Linked DNA regions of Homo sapiens: region 2 is linked to region 1. Evidence: read pairs that join two places in POLR2A ChIA-PET (ENCODE). Cell type or tissue: MCF 10A. All regions are shown on one strand.

Region 1 (2,500 bases):
ATCCTGCTGAACATCCTGTTCCCCTACTTAGGGAGAGGCTGGGCCCAGAGTTGGGTAAGAGTGAAGACAAGGTAGCTGGCTCCCTTCCCCCAAGGACCAGTTGCCTTGCCTTGGTCCTTGGACCAAGCAAGAAGGCACAGTCCATGCCCACCTCCATTCCTGGGAGAAACATACATTCACAATATTCCCAGCCCGTGCCCTGTGGACAGCAGGGGGAGCATTGCTGCTATGGACAGCAGGGGGAGCATTGCTGCTACTGTTTCTCTTCTCAGCCTCTCAAGTGTTGCCTGGGCCAGGCGCAGTACGGAGTACTGCCTGAGTCCCAGCTCTGCATCACCTAACTGGTGGCTTGGCCCCTCTGGACCCCCTGTTCTCCCTCTGTATGTAATAAAATGAAGGGATTGGGCCAGATACCCTTGTAAGACCCCTTCCACCTCTACTGTGTGACTGCCCCATTTTCCTCTTGTGCGTGGAGGGCCCTTCTGAGCTGATTCCATGGTTGCTAGCATGTTCATAGTATCCCCACCGTCTGTGTCCTGGCTCTGTGGATCCCTCAGGAGACCACTGCTGTGCTGTATGTTCCAGGGGATCCTTTCAGATGATCATGGGCTGGCCGCTGCCCTCTGGAGAACCTTCTTCAACCGGAAATGTGAAGACCCTCGACATCTTGAATTGCTGGTAGAGTATGTGAGGAAACAGGTGAGTGACCCTTTCCCTCCCCTCCCAAGTCCTGGCAACAGTGGGTCCTCCTCTTGGGCTTTCAGGGGATCATGAGAGGTGGAGTTACCAAGGACCAGCCTGAGAGAATTCTGACCAGATCACATCAGCACTAGACGCTGAAGAAGGAGCGCCTTCTGTATGTCCAACCATGAACTGGGCCAGGGAGCGGGAAATGGGAAGAGAGAGAGAAAGAGGCATCGAGTAGTCTCCTGCCCTCAGGAACTTTGAGTCATTCATTCACTGTGCACCTCATTGCCTACTGTGCGCCCAGTGCTATGCTAGCAGCTGGGCCCACAGAGTCCTGGCAGATATGAGCACGTGGTGTAGTAGCAGCTGCCCACTGTGGACCCCTTCTCTACCCACTTGGATTTGTTTCCTGCTCCTGACTTCCAGCAAAACTGGGCAGCAGGCAGCATTTCACAGACAGCCTCTTCCTGCTAGATGCTCTCCACAGTCAAGTAGAGTCCCCCCACTTCAGTTTCTCACCCCTCTGGCTCCCCAGGGCTCCCCGACATCAAAGCTTCTACGAGAAAGCTCCGCAGTGGGGGCTGCTTACCCACATAGCTGTCCTCAAGCCCCGGGGAATTAATTCCTTGACCTCCCTGCCCTCAGATCCTGTATTGATGGGAAACTCATACTTGATAGATGAGTGAGCTGACTGGCAGCGAAGAGGACATAGAGGCTCTTCCAGGGCCTCCCAGTGAGTCAGCCTGCACAGCTGCCCTAGGGCCCCAAGCTGTGTGATTCATGTGACCACTGAGGCCTCAGCTGCCTCAGACAGCTCAGGCTGTGCCATGAGTCACACCTTTGCTTCATGGCCTGGCCCCTGGAGCTGAAGGGGTGTCACGCCACAGTTACTCTCTTGTTCACTTGTATTCATGGTCTTCAACAACCAGGAAAGGCAAGGCTGGACTTCAGCTCTTGAGAAGACAGGGCCCATAGGACTAGCTTGTTAACTGCTGGAAAAACCACATACTGGGGCTCTGCAGACCCACAGGGTAGAGAATCCCAGGAGCCAGGACTTCTGTTTGACCACTCTTCAAATCTGCTAGAGCCAGGGAGAGGGCACGGCATGGCCAGAGGGCCCCACTCACAGAGAATTCTGATACTCTGTTGACTGGACTCACCCTCAGACGGGAGTAGCAATTCGCAAAGCAAATGCTGTGTTTTCTGAGAGACCTGCCCAACATTTCCATCTGCCATGGTGGGCTTGTGCCAGAAGCCCCAACAAGACACACTGGGACTTCTCCGAGGGCCCTCTAGGAAGGGGCTGCCACAACCATTGTCCCTACAAGAGGTCCCATGTGGCCCCAGTGAGAGGCAGTGGAAAAACCGTGAAGGGGTTCTTGGGAAAGCAGGGAGCTTTGGTGGGGACCCAGTTCTATCAGCAAACCTTTTGAGCACCTGCTGCTCCATGTACTCTTGGGAAAGCAACGATTAATAAGACCCAGTCCTGCCCTCGAGGAGCCAGCTCATGGTTTGGTGAGGAAGCCCAGGCACACGGCTAACCCTGGAGTAAGCCAGCCTGTTATGTGATACAGGGAGGGCAGAGTGCTGAAGGCCGGGAAAGGAAGAGCAGGAGCTGGGCCTTGAGCAGACTGTTTGGTGTGGCCGATGGCCCAAGAGCCAACCAGAGGTTCTGTTGAGATTTTCAACCCAGGAGGTGGGCAGAGGGGTGGCACTGGGGGCAGAAATGGAGTCACTGTAAGGGAGGAGTGGGCTTTAGGGAAGAGATGGCAGGGCAGGTGGGAATCCAGAGCCAAGACACGTGCGAGAGGCT
Region 2 (2,500 bases), 52 kb before region 1:
ACTTAACCTCTTCAGAGTGTGTTTTCTTTTCTGTGAAACGGGGACAGTTATAATGTCCTGAGAGACAGAATGAATGTAAATGCATCTTACAGTGACAAGTCTCACATTACAGAACATAGTAAATGGTAGTAATCATTATTATTATTTTCTATAAGGCAGGATTGATAGCTTCAGCCCTTTATTATTTGATATTCCTAGTGAGTGACATTTTCTTCCTTTGTCCCGTCTCCATGCTTGCCTTTTAGAGATATTTGCACGCCAGGTTTGAACACTCCTTTTTTTCTTTACTTTGCTAGCTGCGTTATTTGCCTTTCTTATATGTAAAAGAGATCAGTATTATGTATGAGCCACTGGAATCACTGAGAGACAAGGATAGTACTGTGAAGCTTAAAACCTAAATAATAAATTGTGGGTTTAAGAACATCATCAGGCCAGGCGCGGTGGCTCACGCCTGTAATCCCAGCACTTTGGGAGGCTGAGGCAGGTGGATCACTTGAGGTCGGGAGTTTGAGACCAGCCTGACCAACATGGTGAAACCGTGTCTGTACTAAAAATACAAAAATTGGCTGGGTGTGGTGGTGGGTGCCTGTAATCCCAGCTACTCAGGAAGCTGAGGCAGGAGAATCTCTTGAACCCGGGAGGCAGAGATTGCAGTGAGCCAATATCATGCCACTGCACTCCAGCCTGGGTGACACATCAAACTTGGGAGGAGCAACTTGAGTTTGATCCTAAACAGAGTAGTAGCTTCTGCACAGATTCAGTCTATATTCAGAGTAGGTGCTTAGTAATACTTGTTCAATAAATGATTAGTTAATTAATATAGGAATCTTTTTCATTACAAGATTTTTTTAAGTTTATTTTGCATTTTTTTTGTTTCCTGGATACAGATTGGCACACTGATACTTTGCTTTTTTTTTTTTTTTTTTTTTTTTGAGACAGAGTCTCTCACTGTTGATGCCAAGGCTGGAGTGCAATGGCACAGTCTCGGCTCACTGCTACCTCTGCCTCCCAAGTTCAAGCGATTCTCCTGCCTCAGCCTCCGGAGTAGCTGGGACCACAGGCACCTGCCACCATGCCCAGCTAATTTTTGTATTTTTAGTAGAGATGAGGTTTCACCAGGTTGGCCAGGCTGGTCTCAAACTCCTGACCTCAGGTGATCCACCCTCCTCGGCCTCCCAAAGTGCTGGGATTACAGGCATGAGCCAGCGCGCCCAGCCTGCATTCTTAAGGGCAGTTTTTATTTATTATGTTTTAGCATGGAAGTGTGTTATCCCCTCCATAATGCCCCCTGCCCTTCTCAATTCCCCCTCGTTTCCAACAGAGGTCTGACATTATGACTTTAAATCAGTGGCAAAATGTAATTTGACCTCTCAATGTTAAATTTAGGCATTTATTATGAGGGTATACACCCATGATGTGAGTTAAAGTGAGCTGTATTGTGAAATAGCTTACTTAATGACTCAACGTTATTGTTATATGGTCAGAGTCTGTGACAGGTGTTGGCTTTGTTTTGCAGTGGGTAGCAGGATCTTCAAGTCTTTTATTTTTATTAACCATTTTGACTTTGTTTTATTTATTTTTCTTTGTTTCTTTTTCTTTCTTTTTTTTTTTTTTTTTGAGACAAGGTCTCACTGTGTCTCCCAGGCTGGAGTACAATGGCACTACCATAGCTCACTGCAACCTCCACCTCTGGGGCTCAAGCGATTCTCCTGCCTCAGACTGTAGCTGAGACTACAGTCATGCACCACCGTGCCCCACTAATTTTTTTTTGAGACGGAGTCTTGCTCTGTTGCCAGGCTGGAGTGCAATGGTGTGAACTCGGCTCACTGCAACCTCCGCCTCCCTGGTTCAAGCCATTCTCCTGCCTCGGCCTCCCAAGCAGCTGGGATTACAGGCATGTGCCACCACGCCCAGCTAATTTTGCATTTTTAGTAGAGATGTGGTTTCACCATGTTGGTCAAGCTGGTCTTGAACTCCTGACCTCAGGTGATCTGCCTGCCTCAGCCTCCCAAAGTGCTGGGATTACAGGCGTGAGCCACTGCGCCCGGCCTAATTTTTGTATTTTTTATAGAGATGAGGTTTCGTCATGTTGTCCAGGCTGGTCTCGAACTCCGGAGCTCAGGTGATCTGCCTGCCTCGACCTCTCAAAGTGCTGGGATTACAGGCATGAGCCACTGCACCTGGCCTATTTAGTTTTCTTTTACCATTCAACATACTTCAGTCTTTTCTGAATGATTCAGGATGTCCTGATAACTCTTAACTGTATTTTGCCAGACTATTGTCTCTGAGTTGTACCTGTTGAACCTCAATTGCTCTGTTATTTTTTTCGTGTCTCTATTAAATAAATTTTTCATTTCCTCTTTTCCTACTAGGCTGCTAGCAGTTACTCTTGTTATAGGTATGCTTGCCTCCAGTTAGCCAGTCTTTTTTTTTCCTGATGTGCTATTTCTAATATGATGCTAGTTTTGAAGCTTAAATTACTGTACTTGTGAGGACTGAA

What was found. Peaks named below come from ENCODE experiments on the same cell type or tissue, not always from the same donor. Only the 100,000 strongest peaks of a DNase experiment are listed, where the experiment ranks them.
Region 2: POLR2A ChIA-PET joins it to region 1 with 10 read pairs; 7 of 35 experiments call an interaction of 5 or more read pairs at or near these places.

What each region holds. Positions count from the first base shown.
Region 1 is chr20:35,304,865-35,307,364 of GRCh38, reverse strand. It overlaps UQCC1 (ubiquinol-cytochrome c reductase complex assembly factor 1), which reads left to right. Exons shown (of 10, transcript NM_018244.5): 9 at 586-699. Among named protein-coding and RNA genes, the nearest start is that of FAM83C, 14 kb to the right of the region's middle. RefSeq lists enhancers at 1,365-1,659, 752-1,951, 2,243-2,500. In MCF 10A, a CTCF peak has its summit at 205 (motif pointing right); DNase peaks (open chromatin) are centred at 114, 934 and 1,464.
Region 2 is chr20:35,356,789-35,359,288 of GRCh38, reverse strand. All of the region lies in intron 6 of UQCC1 (ubiquinol-cytochrome c reductase complex assembly factor 1), which reads left to right. Among named protein-coding and RNA genes, the nearest start is that of UQCC1, 54 kb to the left of the region's middle. In MCF 10A, no CTCF peak of the experiment used is centred here; a DNase peak (open chromatin) is centred at 1,458.